2 separate regions of the Homo sapiens genome follow, and region 2 is linked to region 1. Evidence: chromatin loops called from intact Hi-C (ENCODE). Cell type or tissue: sigmoid colon. All regions are shown on one strand. Each heading gives the region's core, and the rest is flanking DNA. Links, peaks and the distances in the headings are about the cores only.

The links. Hi-C counts contacts between places; a loop is a spot of excess contacts. Peaks named below come from ENCODE experiments on the same cell type or tissue, not always from the same donor. Only the 100,000 strongest peaks of a DNase experiment are listed, where the experiment ranks them.
Region 2: it touches region 1 in a loop (2.1-fold over the local background); 18 of 110 quality-filtered maps call a loop at or near these places.

What each region holds. Positions count from the first base shown.
Region 1 is chr15:81,334,053-81,342,445 of GRCh38, forward strand. TMC3 (transmembrane channel like 3) reads right to left here. Exons shown (of 22, transcript NM_001080532.3): 16 at 7,338-7,466; 17 at 5,342-5,452; 18 at 4,603-4,728; 19 at 3,794-3,872; 20 at 2,557-2,599; 21 at 668-923. It overlaps TMC3-AS1 (TMC3 antisense RNA 1), which reads left to right. Exons shown (of 7, transcript NR_120365.1): 3 at 7,510-7,656. Among named protein-coding and RNA genes, the nearest start is that of TMC3-AS1, 14 kb to the left of the region's middle. In sigmoid colon, for the core only: no CTCF peak of the experiment used is centred there; a DNase peak (open chromatin) is centred at 4,549.
Region 2 is chr15:81,396,039-81,404,431 of GRCh38, forward strand. All of the region lies in intron 6 of TMC3-AS1 (TMC3 antisense RNA 1), which reads left to right. Among named protein-coding and RNA genes, the nearest start is that of TMC3, 26 kb to the left of the region's middle. In sigmoid colon, for the core only: a CTCF peak has its summit at 4,809 (motif pointing left); no DNase peak of the experiment used is centred there.

The DNA.
Region 1 (8,393 bases), core at 2,036-7,035:
CCCTAGGGGCCTCTCAAGGAGTGTTTGAACCCTTTCTCCTTGTCAAGACCCCACAGAGACAGGCAGACAACTCCTTATATAACAAGACTTCAAGTTCTTTGCTAACTTAGTCATTATCTTTAAAAAAGAGAGCCCCTGTATTTTATCTATATTGCTTTCGCTGTGCTACATTCAGATCAAATATAATTCTCCATATGAGTTTGGGCCACCGCAGGTCTATCCCCTTCATCTTTCCAGGGGTCCTACCTCCATTAAAGTAGGAAGGGATCTACTGCTTTCTTTGACCCCATGTAATGCATAAATGGTCTTGCCAATAACTTGACCAGACTAGGGCTAAAATATGGAAGATCTTGCCAATAATATGGCCACTGTGGAACTAAAAAATAAACAGTTATTTTCTTAGCCTAGACAAATGTTTATCCTAGGTTGGCTGGAAGGTTTGCTTACAAGTTAAATGGCAGATAACCTAGGAGGAAGAATTTGTCCTGTTTGATAAACTTTGACACCCCCACCCCGCCTCCATTTCTTTTTAGTACCAGCTGTCATAGTCTCCTGACCCATGCCTTCTGGGAGAATTAGAATTTAATGGCCTTGGCCTCCTGAAGCTGCAGAGGCCTTCAAATCTCTCACATTCCAGGTTTTAATCTGTGCTGCAGTGGAGCCTCACCTGTTAGTTTCATGCTCTAGCCTGGATTTGGGGACCCCAGGGAGAGGTGAGCTAGGAGCCCTGTCCCCTGGCCTCGGGCTCTGGGGCATGGACTGTGCGACTGTCTCTATCCTGCCACTCTTGCTGCTCCCTGAGTCAAAATGGGCCACGTTGCCGTTGTTTTGGGGTGTGCCCGAGTGCGCTGAGGACAGCTGGCTGGTAAGATCACTGTCGTTTGGAAGCTTCTTGGTGCTTTCTTCCTGGGTCTGGATTCGGGCTGCAGGGAGAGGGAGGTGTTGTGAGAAGACAGGTGTCACTGAGCAGGTGACAACTTCAGATGAGTTGAGTTGCAAGGGTTTTATGACATCCAAGAGTTGGTCCGCAAACAATTGAGTGCACTTACAAATGCACCTAACCAGTGGGCAACAAACATTCTGTAATTCAAATGATTTCATCCCTGCAAGTTGGAGCTGGGAGTGTAGGAGGAATCAAGTGAACACAAGGCTTTACAGTGCTCCATCTGATGCTCCCATGAGGCAAAGCAAGTACTTAACAGCTTTGGGCCTCCAGTTCCTTATCTATTCAATGGAGATAATAAAGCTTACACAACAATTATGATTCTTTGGAAACAGTTCACATGCATTCTGAAAAAAGATGTGGTCTCGAGCTGGAAAATGAACACTGGACAATGCTATTGTTATCCTGAAACAGTCTATGTGGATTCTGGCTTTTGAAGGTGACCTGAACTAAATTTAATTACGCTTAATTGGCAAATAAGCGATGACGATTACAGAGGCATTTTATGGCGTGAGCCACAGTCACTTTCAGTAATCATTATCAATTGTAGGCTTCTCTCTGAAAAGCTGATGGAGCAAGCAAGCATAATCCTTAGGCCTTAGAGGTCTTGCTCAGACATTTTTCTGGAGAGGAATATTTCCCTTCCAATTAGTGAAGTATTGCAACAGCTGTGAGAGCTAGCCCCTAAAGCCCTTCTGGGTCCCATTCTCATTCATGTAGGCTGTGCCATGTTAATGGTGCCCAGTGAGCCTTCTAGCTCACAGCACTCTGTTAGTGGTCCTGAGAAACAGATCCATCTCCTTCGAGCTGCCGTTGCCCACTTTCTTCCCTTCAGGCCACAGCAGACTTCTACGCCACATGCTTCCATTCTCCCTGCTCTGCAGGGACAGGACAGAACCTAAGGAGGCTCAGGGAAGGGACCTGGGAGGGAACATTGCAAGGAAGAGATGGGCCATGGAGAGGAAGTATACAAAAGTGACCCAGACAAAGAGATTCTTTGGGCTTTCATCCACGTGAATGTGCTGCTTTTCCTCTCCTACTTCGATACTTCCTTCTGATTTTACACATGTTTTGGGATTATTCATGGGCCTGGATATGATATAAAAATTAAAGATTTAAAACAACATTTATATCCCTAGATTTTATTTTATTGTGCATAGTTACTGGTGAAAAAACACAGGTTATCAGGAATTTGTATTGGTAGTATACCGCAAACTACTTTAAATGGCTGTATTTTTAAATGCCCACTAACTGAGACAGCAGATCTCTGCATTTAAAAAAAATATTAGGACAGGTGCAGTGGCTCACACCTAGAGCTAGCTCTAGGGGCTAGCTCTCCCCAGCACTTTGGGAGGCCAAGGTGGGTGGATCATGAGGTCAGGAGTTTGAGACCAGGCTGACCAACATGGTGAAAATATAAAAATTAGCCAGGTGTGATGGCACGCACCTGTAATCCCAGCTACTCAGGAGGCTGAGGCAGGAGAATCACTTGAACCGGGAAGGTGGAGGTTGCAGTGAGCCGAGATCACACCACTGCACTCCAGCCTGGGCGACAGAGCAAGACTCTGCCTCAAAACAAAAAAACAACAACAAAAAGAAACGGAAATACTTACCTTCTACCATCTGGGCAACCTTTTTCTTATCCTCTGATCTTGCCTAAAATGCAAATGATATGCATGTTTGTTTTGGCTTTAGCAGGAAGCAGTAACAAATATTATTCCTGGGGGAAGAGAAAAAGATTTACATGCCATAGTTCTTACCTTGGACCATAACTGTACTACTATTGCCCCCTATGGACGGTATGCTCTGGGCTCGGGCCTGTTATTTGAGTGAATAAATGCAGATACCTGAGAGCTGAAGTTTTATGCCTAGCCAGTTTTATTTAGGGACAGCTAATTAACAGACCATGTTTAGATTCTGTCCATAATAGTTTGCCTGAATCACAAAGAAAAAAATACAGATCGACAACACTGGAGATGTATGTTTCCACCAAAATGGCCTTTGTAACTCCAAATGAATTTCCAATTAGAAGCTAATTTGTGTTTCTTTGCATGAATTGATGTTCATGGGAAGTTTTTTTTTTTTTCTGATAGAAGTGGAAGGAGTTTTTTTGCATGGGTGAGGTCAGTGAGGCATCTGGGGTGCCAAATTTAAGGAGGCACTTATTTTCAGGGCTGTGAAAGGACAGAATCAGCATTACGCTTACAGAGCCTCCTTAAATGTGGTGCTTTGGGAGCCTCACTGGCCTCATCCCAGTCTTGGGATCCTTCCTTGGGGTCTGGAGGACCCAGGGCACTAAGGGAACACCTGGGGTATGTGGAGGAGGAGAAATTGTGGGAGTTTTGGGAGCGTGTGTCTCCCTGGGACTGCTCTGAGAGATAGGGTTTGAGCCCCATGGAGAGAACGTAATGACAGCCACATCTAAAGGATATGAAAGAGGTGAGGCTTTAGGGACAAACAGTGCTGCTGGGCTCAGATGCCCAAGTTGACAAGGATTGGGAAGGGGCCCTTTCTCTCCCCTGCCAATCTACCAGAGCTCACAAAAGTACCTGGCACACTGAGGGCTTGGTGTGGTCACAGGGTGGGCACTGAAAGGCTCGAGGCAGCTGCAAGGCCTCTTGAGGAGGAAGAAAAACAGGAGCAGGCTTCCTCCTAGCAAAGGGGAGCCATCCCTGGGTATTCTTAGAAATAACTCTTGGACATCTGGGGATTGGTGGCCTTGCACCATAGTGGGTGGCCAAGAGTCACAGAAACCTTGAAGATGTGACTTCACTTGTATTCCCACGCTGGCGGGATCTCAGTCATGTGGTTGACACATATTCATAATAGCAAAGTTCATGAAATACTTGCGTTTTGGATCTGCATTTTGAGCTGGTGGTTGCTGAGCTTTAGAGACCGTGCGATGCTCTGGAGATAATAGATGAGCATGCTAGGACAGAACAACACAGGACAATGAGTGGACTGCAACTCGCTTTTCTGCTTTTCAGACCACATTCCCTGCAGATAGTTGGCAGGAATGAGAGGCTCCCAGGCCAGATGCGGGCTATCCACTGACCCTCCGCTAAGGACAAAATGTATCAGCAAGTTCTCAAGCCAGTGAGCACTGGGAAGGGGCTGCTTTTGTTTTCTCTTCCTGGCTTTCCACAGCACCCTCGTTGACCTGGAATTCTGCACTGGTGATAGCAATAAGGAAGAACTGAAAATGGGGGAGAAATTTTGCAGTCTATCAAGCTATGAGTACAGGATCCACTCACTTTTATTTTTTTTTCCTTTAAACCAAAATAAGCCAAAGCTACTCAGCTGAGTTGTGAAATTCCTTTTCAGGATTATTTAAGTTTCTAGAAAATGATAATGGCATTCAGCCCCATTCTAGTGATCACAGTAATTGACCAAATGGTGTTGATGGATCAATAACCACCTCAATGGCAATGGAGTGCTCCCTCATCGCCCCTCGCTGAGACCCAGTGGCTGTGTCTCCATGGCACAGTGCCTCATGTGACTCTGGTGTGTGACTCAGAGTCCCTGTTGAGATCATCAGGCTCTAAGCCTAAGTGATTTTTGAATGAACTAATAAATTTTATGTAATTATTGGAAAGCAGCGTTTTCTTGTTGGCCAAACACACAGAAGTCCCTCCAAAGCTGGCAGGTGTGGTACTCACAAAAGCAGGAGTACTGCGGGCAGGATGACCACGGGGCTACTGATGTGTCCAACCACGGAGCCAAACCACACAGGAAAGTCTTTCTCAATCGTTTCTGACACAATGTCATAAATTTTCTCTTGTCCACTGTGAGAAAGAAAAACATAACTCCAGATTTTATTGCTCTTGGCAGAAAGATGCTGCAAGACATCAGAAAATGGCTGGATGCCTGGAGGCCAATTCATAACATTCCTCAAATGATTTCATATCTAATTAATATGGAGGATGGAAGATGGGGTCATTAATCACATTGCATGTATGTGTGTGTTCTAATCGTGTACACTAAGGTAGACTAAATATTCCATATTGTATCAAAGCTGACTTGAATGCTGGATGAAGATACTAGAGGGTTTTGCTTGAATACAGCTGGATAATATAGGAAAAAAAAGTGCTGTGCACTGTGGTTTAATAAAAGCTTTCTGTGTTTTGACCAGGTAGAATGTCCTCTAGCACAGAACAATGCTGTTTCTCTTTTTCACTTTAAAAGGATTGTGTTTTTTAACATGAGCACAGAGATGATTATACTAAGGGCAGCCTTCTATTAAGGAAAGAGCCCTGGTCTTGGATTTAAAACATGCGGGTTTGCAATCTTTCTATCCTGTTTACCTGCTCTGTGAGCTTGGAGGAGAATTCAGTTCAATATGATCTAATTCCCTTACAGCTGTCAGTCACTCCGGGCAGAGCTGGGAACGAAACTTACCTGAATGGCCCACAGTTTAGAGATGGCTTGTATCGGACAATAGCAAAAATGGTTGGCAGCATGCACAGAAACAGCATAAACAGGAGCATTGCCAAGTAGAAGTTGTTGGATCTGCAGATAAATCAGATGTCATGTGTTAAGTTCACTCCATAGCCAGTTGCCAGGGTTGCATATGCCCAAAGAGCTGCCACAGAAACGGTTGCCCTGACTCTTTGCAAACTAAAAATCCTCCTCTCAGGGTTACCTACAAATGGATCTGTCATAGGGTCACATGCAGCTTAGAAACCTAGAAATCAGCGTTCAAAGGAACTTCAGAGATCTCCCACCCAACCTGTTCATCTAATAAACATTTGCTGAGCACCTGTTCACCTCAAACCATAAAAGTGGTGAACTCACCCTGGCACCCAGGAGTTCCACACAGTAAACTCAATTTATGGAAAAATCTTAGAAGCATTGCCCATCCATCTGGGTCCTTACCTAATGGTTCCCTCTCCTATTCCCAGGCTTGAACTTGTCTCTTACGTCTCGGGATGGTTTGGCTCTTTTGTTTATGATTCCTGACTCTCTCACTTGGGTGTGATTTGCACTCAACCTCTTATCCACTCCGCATGTGGCTGCCCAGGGTATGTGTTCTACCTGATTAAGCCCCGGTCCCTGAGCCCTAAGCTAGTGTCAGGGAGTTTGGATGCCCAGAGCTCCCCTGAGGGCAGCTTAGATCTGTTTGGTGTGCAAGGCCCTGTACACAGTTCAGAAAAGAGAATGAGGGGTCAATCTAGTTACTTTCAACTAGTACTCTCTGTTGGTCTGTTTCTCTGTCTCTCTCTGTCTCTGTCTCTCTCTCTCTCTCTCTCTCTCTCATGAAAAAGACTTGACTAAAAGAGAACAGAAGATTTCAGAGAGCACAGAATGTAGTAGGAGAGTGATAAGTTGTGAAACTTCTTTATCTTTGTCTATCCACAGACATACATACATATAATAAATATACATACACATATATAACATATATAAATATATCAAAACATATCTCTGAATGTATTAATATATGTGTACTGTCATCAGATAAAATGCATTGTCAAGTAGGTCATGAGCAAAAGTTTGAAAGCCACTGATATAGACACACATAACCATATGTCAAAGTAAAATAACTGAATCAAAGTATTTAGAATGTGTTATGAATTCACCAAAGTTGGTAAAATTAAAACAGTTAAAAGAATAAGTGTTGGCAAGGTTATAAAACACTTGGAACTCTCATATAATGCTGCTAGACATGTAAAATGGGGTGTTCATTTTAGAAAACTTTTTGGTGCTATTTGCTAAAGGTGAACATATGCATGCCCTGTGTCCCAGCAATTGCATTCCTAGGTATATATGCAACAAAGATACTTAGGATGTTCAAGGCAGCATTACTCATTATGGCTAACAGCTGGAAGCAACCTACATGCCCGTCAACAGGAGCCAGGATAAAGAAATTGGGGTATATTTTCTCAGTGAGTTGAATCTCACAAACACAATGTTGCGTGTAAGCAGTTGGGCACAAAGGAGCACATACTGTGTGTGTGTGTGATTACGTTTACATCAAGTAAAACCCAGGCAAGCCTAATTATGCCATTAGAAGTTGGCAGTGATTGGAATGACATACAAGTGGGCATGCTCTGGTTGCCATTTGTGTTTTGTTTTTTGATCTGAGTGCCTTGTGTTCAGTTTTTGAAAACTAATCAAGCTAAACATTTACGATTTGTGTACTTTTTTTCTAAAGGATTATTAAACTTCGGCAAAACGTTTTAAAAGTGTCATGAGTTCAAGAGGAGTAATGATTCATTGAAAGAGTAAGACATTGGAAATGGCTCTTGGAGGAGACAAAATTGGAGGACAGGCAAGATTTTGACAGGAAGAGAGTTGGGGGGACCCTTTGCTAGAGGACCCCTGGGTAAGGCAGGCATGGATTATATATATGTATATATAGTTATCTGCATGATCAGATCTTATTCTTACTCACCTTGAGGCTCGAAATACTTGCTGGTGGGGCACATTGCAGGTCAGCACAGCCCAGCTTCTCAGGTACATGAGCCCAATGAGTTTGAGAACGTTGAACGCTGGGAGACATGGGGAGAAGAAGGCCCCCATCCTGGAACCATGAGGAAGGTCAGTTTGCATCTGTTCTCTTTCAGCCTATCTCCCAGGACTATGGAAGCCCCATGCAGGAACATGGTTCTGACACTTTGGGGATTATACCCTAAGCTTAAAGGACTGGAAAAGCCCCTGAAGTCCCGAGACCACAACCCTCCACCTTCTAAAGATAAGACAAGTCACTGAAGGTGGGTATTGATCCTATTTTAAAATATTATATTTGCAAAGGACAACTGTTTGTCTCTCTTTTCACAGCTGAGCAAAGGAAAATCCTCTGGGAAGGAGGCAAATAATGGATAACTACTATTTGGGGCCAGCTCCTGGTTTTGCTTGTCTATGATGAGGACTGTGCTAATAAATTACTGCCTTTCAGGTTTAATCAACATATTTTGGGCACCTAGTTTTGCTGGATATGGCATTAAGCATCCTCACACATTTCAGTTTGTTTACTCTTCTGCAATAGTGAGAGGAGAGGTAAATATCCAGTTGATAGACAACAAGGGCAGATATGGGGAAACCAAAGACATGTTGCTAAGGCTGACTCTATATCATCCAAACCTGGGAGATTTGGGGAATGAAAGAACTGAGCCCACAGACAAGAACCAGATCATCCCAGGGAAGCTGGGACTTATGGTCACCCTGAAAAGAAATGGCAGCTAGGCGACAAAACCCATGTCTTCAGACTTAAGTCTAAATCAGTTTATATTGGATACGTATTCAATCTAATACTTGTGGAATTTGGATTTAGTGGTATGAAAATAAACATGGACATAAGAGTATGTTTCCTAAGTAAAATGTTTCTAACAAGAAATGTTCAGTTATCATTATCTGTTGGATGTTAGGCAAGACACTAAGCTTCTCTGCACTTCAGTTTTCTCATCTTTAAAAAGGGGAAAATAATAGCAGTTACTTCATGGGTTTACTA
Region 2 (8,393 bases), core at 1,844-6,843, 62 kb after region 1:
AAATATAAATGGAGAAATATACTATGCTTATGGATTTAAGCCTCAATGTTGTGAAAGCTGCAATTCTTGTTCAAATTCAGGTATTCAACCCAATGTCAATCAGAAGTCTATATTTCTTTTGTATAACTTGACAAGCTAATTTCGAAATTTGCATGGAAAGGCAAAGCAAAAAATAGCCAAAATCACTTTGGAAATGAAAAACAAAACCAGAGGACTCATCCTATCTGATTTCAAGATTTACTATAAAGTTTATCTAACCAAGACAATGTGGTATTAGACAAATGATAGACACATGATAGACTCTCTGTTCAATGGAACCAGAGAGTCTAGAAATAGTATATAGTCAATTGATTTTCAACAAAAGTGCAAAGACAATTCAATAAGTTTTTTTTCCCAGCACATTGTGCTAGAAAAATTGGACACTCATATGCAAAAGATAAACCTTGAACTATACCTTACACTATAAAAAAGTATTCAAAATAGATCATAGGCCTAACATAAAGCCTAAAAATTTAATATTTCTAGAAGAAAACAGAAAATCCTTGTGATGTGGGGTTAGGCAAAGATTTCTTAAATACAAACCCAAAAGCATGATCCATAAAATTAAAAATTTGATAAATTAGACTTCATTTAAAGTGATAATGTCTGCTCATTGAAGGACATCATTAAGAGAATAAAAAGACAAGGCAGAGTCTAGGAGAAATATTCGCGAAACGCATACCTAAGAAAGAACTTGTATCCAGAATACACAGAAAACTCTTAAGACTCAATGATAAGAAAACAATCCACCCAATTAAACATGGGCCAAAACTGTGAATAGTTACTTCACCAAAGAAGGTCTATGAATGGCAAATAAGTACATGAAAAGAAGTTCAATATTATTAGTCACTAAAATCAAACAACAATGAGATGACACTATACATTTATTAGAACAAAGGAAAAAAAACAATTGCAAATGCTGGAGAAGATGCCGAACCACTGGAACTTTCATACAATACTGGTAGGAATGCAAATAGTACAGCCGTGGTAGCATTTGAACAAGACAAAGAGACAGAGATAAAGAAAAATAGAGACAGAATGTGTTGAAGATGGAAAGGAAAGGAAAAAGGCAGAACAGATAGACTATTATTATTCTTCCTTTCTCTACCTTCCTGTCTGCACCAATTCCTAGATCTCACAGAAAGATGTAACCTGGAGAAAATGAACAGGCATATGATACATCCAGACAATCATATACAGCACATGTGAACTTCACAACAACCTTATATAGTTGGGCAGGATAGTTCTTGTCCTGTTACAGATATGAAATTCACCGATATATGCAACATATTTAGTAGACATCTACAGGGTTCTCCATGCGCCCCATAAATTCTACCTGTTCCATAATTATTTCCTTGGAGGAAAGTCTTTCCTTCAAAGACTCACAATTCTGTAGGAGGTCAGGGACCATCCTGTGTTTCTGGCAGAGCTGAAATGTATCCTGGACCACAGAATGGAGGATGTCCGCATGGTCTGGGTTGGATGGAGGCTTGAGTGAATTATCACAGCACAGAAAAATGTTATTTTCTCTGGACAATTTAAAAACAGTGGTGACCACTTTCTACTTTTGGTTTCCCCATGATGGCAAAAAGAAATACAATTGGACTCTAAGATGATGGTGACTCATGATGCCTGCTCCCTTCATTGCTGCAGATCTTTGGTTCTTATTGTCTATTATCTACCTTGTCCCTTCCTTCTATAATCTCCCCAGCTCCTGATATCTAAAGGCAGGACATCTCAACTCTCTATCTTAAACTTAAACCAGTTGCCCATCTTCCTGCCATTCAGCTTTTCAATGTAACCGTCAAGTACCTGCAGCCTTTCTTTTCTGGTTCTGCATTGGATGATTGATGTTTCATTGACCTTGTGGAGGAAAGAGGGTACAGGTAAGCAGTAAAGACTCCAGGATACCAGTGATGACATTATATGATGCTAAAGAGTGTGTGTATGTGCGCGCGCGTGTGTGTGTGTAATGTGCACAGCCCTTTTTTACTTTTGAGACTCCGAGACCCAGTGATAAGTGAATTGAGCAAGGCTGCACTAAGAAGACAACTGCTGCCATCTTGGGCTTGAAGAGATTCATCTTAGAATACTGAAGGGAGAATTTTCCCCTCCACCTTTACAATCCCTGATTTGGAAAGATCTTCTCCTGTGATAATTAACTGGTCCCAGGCGTTGCCCTACTCAGCAGCAATGGATGGATAGGAGGGAAACCTGGAGATAATAATGGCAGCTTTCAGGGAATCCCATCCTGTGAAGACGTTACCTTCAAGACCAGAAAGAAAAGTTATGCTCTCGTCATTTTCCTGCATGTTGGCCCTACTACTCAGCCCTTTACCCCTACCCCATCCTTCCCAACAATGAGGAGGTGTTGAGTAACCTTGTTACCTTGTTAAAGAGACTGAATGATGCTGCCACCTTTGTCCTATAAGGAACTACTTGGTTTGAATTTCTCCAAGTCTATGCCAAACTCCTGAATGAGTTTGGCCCGCCTTTGGTTTATACTGTTTAGCCAGCCCTGCTCTAACTAGGCTCCTGTCCGCCTGAGAAATATGTCCCTTTCCAGACACCTGTTTGTCCTCTCCATAGCCCTGGCATGACCTGGGCAATGTGACACCCAGAACATGCCTGGATCTGTACCTTATCACTAACCAAATCCATGTAGGAATACTAACTATTTGAATTCCTTAGCTCAGTATCTGAGTCTGAATATGCATAGATTAATATTTCCCAAATAATCTGATTCCATTAGCGATAATTTGAGAAATATCTTGGGACAGTTGGAAAGACTTCAGACCTTTTCCTTAGTCAAACTGCAATGCTTTCAAAAGTTTTCTAGCACAGTTTGGCCTGCAAACAAATTTAGTTCATTTCAGTAGGAGGTAACAAAGCTTTCTGTACCTGCCTTCTTCTGGTGTAGTTCTTGTTTGCACTTTATTTCTCTGCAATGTCATGGGGGGAAGCCAGGTAATAAATAGAGACAGATAGTAAACAGACTCCTAAGTATTTAATGGGGTTGGTCGGATTTACGGCTCCAGTGTCGTAACACAGAATTACCCAATTCCTTCAGCTGCTTAGTAAGTTTCACATTATCACACAAATCAAGGGTGACTCTCTTAAAGTTGTGGTGATCATCTGAATGCTTTTCTTCATTAGATGTCAAAGTAGGAGAAAGACAACTATTTTGGAAGGTTCTCAGACGTGAAACACTGGAAGATATCTGTGAATCTACCTCCCACTCTCTATCACCATGCCCAGGAATGTATTTCCTTTGTTATATTGACACTGGCAACTCCCAGATCTGATTGCCTTGATGTAGCCTGGAGCTACGAGAGGTCCTTAGAATCTGTTCTTGCCAGTGGCCCCTTTGCAGAATTAATAAAAAATCTTATGCACAGTAATAGCAAAGCTTTGCTCCCTCTACTTGACTTTTGGGAAAGCTTGGCTCATTGGTAAACATGTAATGTTCTTTATATTAAAACAGAGTTCTGATACTCTCAGAGTTGGGGCAAATTGTTAGCCTTTCACCAAAACTTGAAAGGCTTTCTACGTTAAGATCCAAGCTCCTGCCTTATAAATATTCTGAATTACAGTCAATTTTGGAATACTCTTGTGGCAGAGAAAGTAACATGCACCAAATAGTCCAGGCTTGTGTTGAGTTAGAGCCATGCGACAAGTTCTGGCCAATAATATATGTGTGCGAGTGATACATGCCCCTTCTGACAGAAGCAGTGAAAAATTTATGAACAATATTTTAGTTTTCTTTCCTCTACTATGGCAACTTAAGTTGTGTGAGCCAGATAATGGAGTTTCAGGATGATGGTTCCTACTCAGCCTGGGTCCCTGAGTGACTGTATGGAATAAAGCTCTGCCGACACTTGTTAGACATGACCATGTGTAACAAATAAGCCTTTGTTAAGCCACTGACCATTTGGAGTAATCTGTTACAACTGCAGAACAGAGCATATCCTGATTAACAGAATTCCTACTTCCCAAATTTCTGCTTCCTTTCCTGGCTGCATAATTTGTCCAAGCTGTCTGTCATCTACATACTCCTTTACCCTATTTATGGCTTATACTATCTCATCTGACCTTCATGGTCTATCCTAAACGTCATCTCCTTCCCAAGGATCTCCGGTTTCCAGTTGGATGGGATACCCTCCTCTTCTCTGCTAATAGAAAGAGTAGTATACCTCTCTTAAGGCAATCATCTCATTTGCTTCTCTTCCTCATCCATTTAACTTAGAGCTCCTGGAAGGTGAAGACCATGTTTGATTCACCCAAACACCCCAAGGCCCCAGCTGAACATTTTGTGGTAGCTACAGGTGGATATTATTTAGTTTGAATTGAGTTTTCTCCTGAGGTTAGCAATGCGTAGGCCAATGTAGACAGCAATGTGAAATGATTTTAAATAAGTTATCTGCCTGAAACATAGCAACAGGGAGAGAAGAAAACAAAAAAAAAAACCCTTTACATGAGTAAGTGTAATTCTCAGAAAATAAGAGAAATAGCATATCAGAAAAAGACATAGGAAGCAAAAGTGATGCTTGCTGAAGAACATCAGAATGGGAATTAGGAAACAAACTTCTAGATTTGACTCCTTTGAAAACTAATTCTGTGATCTCTCTGGAACTCAGGTTCTTCATCTTGTACGTGGGATCAGAGGCTGGACGATAAATTAATTAAGGTATTTCATTCTGGAATTTTACTTACAGAAACCCCAGGTGCTGAGATGTTTTCCAGGACTAGGATGAAGTCTCCATCTTGTGGCTAAATTAAGTTCTGCAGTCACTCAACATTATGAACGTCAAGATCCAAGTCAATTTAGTGGAGCAGCGTAGATTAGGTCAATAGCTTCTGTGAGAAACAGAAACACATCTTCTTAATGCAAATGCAGCAGGACAGGTTCATTCGCAGCCATTTGGAAAGGAATTTAAACTTGGACAACGAACTGTGCAAATATATTTATTCATTCTTTTACTAAAGAGAGGGCCTGTCTTATCTTTTCCAGACTTGCATTCCTTGGCTTGTGGCCCCTTCCTCCTTCTTCAAAGCCAGCAATGTAGCATCTTGCTTCAGCCCTCACATTGCCTCATTCTTATCTGTCAAATCTCTCTCTGCCTCACTCTTATAAGGACACCTAGGTGATCCAGAATACTCCCATCTCAAGAATTTTTAATTTAATCACTTTTACCATATAACATCCGCAGTTTCCAGAGATTAGGATCTGGATATCTTTGGAGACCATTATTAGTCTACCACTGGGAGAAAGTGAAGGGGGCTGGGGAAAGTGTTTCCAGGAACACAGTAGTCTGTCCAGCGCCCCTTCCACCACTATCATTGGTGAGATCGTTGGTAGCAGCTGTGAGGTGTGATAGAGACTGACTTTTCTCCAGTTCCAGGGGCTCCAACTGGCAAAAGCTCATAACTGTTATCATCCCCCTGACTTCAGTGATCTGCTCAGGAAAGGGCACTTGAACAAATTCAGACCAGCTCAGGAGCCTCTACCCTCCACCCCCGTAGTTGTGGAAAAAGTTTTCATATCAGCTATTCTGGAGGTAGCAAAAAGAAGGCCAAAAGATTACAGCCCTTTTTGTTTGTTTGTTTGCTTGTAAGCCTTGTGGTTCTATTTGACTTTTTAAATTATGCGCATGAATTACTTGGAGACATTTTTTAAATTGAAGTGGAAAAAATAATTTAAAAGGGAAAACTAACTAAAGTAATATAATTTCAGAGTATTGATTATTGTCCAGAATATGCTTTGTTTTATTATTTTGCTAATAAAATTAAATTCACTGTACATTGTTCCAGAAGTATGTTGACTCTAAGGAAAATGTTTTAAATGGAATAGCCTGAGGATATCATTGTGGGGAAGTATTGGATGTCCTTGATCTTTTCTGTTCATTGTAGATGTTTTCTAGAAGACAGCACATCTTAAAGATATTTCAGGCTTCTTATGAAGGAAACAGTAAACCTTTTACAAACTATATTTTCCAATTTTCTTGTCTTTTCTTGAAGTACCACTGTACAACTCTTGTTGGAGAGCTACTGTAATTATTTGTGACATGTTTTTCTTTGGCCAATTCTCTATGGCTTCTACTCAGTACAGCCACCTCATAAGAACATGAGATCACCCTCTCTGCACGTGGCTTTTGGAAGCTGCCATAACTTCATGGGTTCAAAGCTGGGTTCTCTTGGGACCTGCTTCCATGCAATGGCAGTCAGTTCATCATCTGCTGTGGTTCATTCCCTCAGCTTTTGACTCGGTCCTGGGTGTGCCTGAAAGAGAACCCTCTTCCCTCATTGCTGTCCTGAAAAACAAAACCCTCTTCTAGTTCTCACTAGAAGAGTGACATATTGTTTTGGGGGAGGAAAGTAGTGTCTCCATGTGTCACCTCGTTTCTCTCCAGGCACACAGTGCTCCAAGGTAAGGGATGCTTACAAGCTATATGACAATGAATGCACAAATTATTCAAAGTGAAAGGGTTTTAAAGATCAGTGAGTTCAATGTCTCCTCAAATGCGAAAATGCCTGTCAGAAACTCCCTGACACATCATCATCTTGCATCAGATACAGTATTTCCAGTTATAGGAAAGTCATGACTGAAATGCATGGAATCAGATTTTTCAGATTGAGAGGTCTAAAGTAGTATTTCTCAATGTGATGTCAGTGGAACACTTGCAGCAGGGTCACCTGGGATGTTCATTTAGGATTCAGATCCTTGGGCCCTGTCACCTACTGAACCATGCTGTCCAGGGATAAAATCCAAGCATATGCCTAGAAGAAAGACTTATTAACTACACTGAAGATTGAGATTAATTGTACTAGACTAACTCTCCTATACAATTCTCAAAAAACCTTGACATCTATTTGTTGAATGTTATGGCTTCTCCCTAGAAAAAGCCAGATGTGTGCCTAAGTTGCCTGCTCCCCCACCCCCTGACATTATCATATATTTAATTAGAAAAGTCAATGCCATTGACTTTTTAAAGCCAAGGGCCTCCTAGAATTATGTTTTGCAAAATGTGCTATACACATTGCTTATGGTATATCAAGTAGTCCACATATGGTTAGGCAGTTTTGGAGATAAAAATGATGAAACAATCCTATTTACACATGTTTTATAAATTTGAAATGTAATATTAATTATACTTTTTAAATTCCACTGCATTTTAATGATTATATCATAAAAGTTGTAAATGTGCTCCAAGAACTGCGTTGGTAAATTTGTTTCAGCTGTCATTCAGCTAACAGAGTCTTGTGAAAATTTTCCAATGTCACTTGTATTCTATTAGTTGTGATTCTTGTTCTTAAATTGCTGCGTGGAAACTAATCTATGGTGACAATAATCAGGGCTTGGGAAGGCTTGATTGTAAACAGGCTCATGACCCTGGGAACTTTTGGGGATGCAGCAATTATTTTCTTATATTGATTATGTTGGTAGTTCCATGGATGTAGCTTGCCAAAACTCATTAAACGATACACTTCGAATGAATGCATTTTATCATATGTAAGTGAGACCTTGGTAAAGTTGATTTTAAAATGTGAAGTGTTGGCTGGGCGCAGTGGCTCATGCCTGTAATCCCAGCACTTTGGGAGACGGGGGGTGGGGGCGGGGGTGGATCACGAGGTCAAGAGATCGAGACCATCCTGGACAACATGGTGAAACCTCGTCTCTACTAAAAAAAAAAAAAAAAAAAAAAAAAAAAAAAAAAAATTAGCTGGGCATGGTGGGTGGCCCAGTCCTAGCTACTGGGGAGGCTGAGGCAGGAGAATCACTTGAACCAGGGAGGCAGAGGTTGCAGTGAGCCAAGATCGCACCACTGCACTCTAGCCTGGGCAACAGAGAGAAACTCCGTCTCAAAACAAAACAAAACAAAACAAAACAAAAACAATAAGACGTGAAGTGTTATAATACCAATTTACAAGAAAGCATATCAAAAATGACTCATTGAAGCAGGTGGTTAGTGATTAAAAATTTAATGAATATACTACAAATCAGAAAAATACACTAGATGTAAATAATAAATAGAGCACCTGTGAAGACAGAGGTTGATCTGTATATGCTGAGAGAAATGAAGATACAAGAGAAATGATGTCACCAGCTGAAATGCTGTCACATTGTTGTCTTCATTCTTTTAGAAGAACTAAAGAAATAAAAGAATGAGCATCTGAAAATTAGATTGTATTGATAAACATTGATCCATTCACCCACCAGTCCCATTGTGTTCTGTTACAAAGTTTTTCAAAATGGCATTGTGAAATCTTTCAAGGGTTTGTGAAAAATAAGGTATAGCATCTCTTTGGTGAGCCAAATGAGTTTTTCTAAAATAAGCTTGGTAATTTTCACCCTA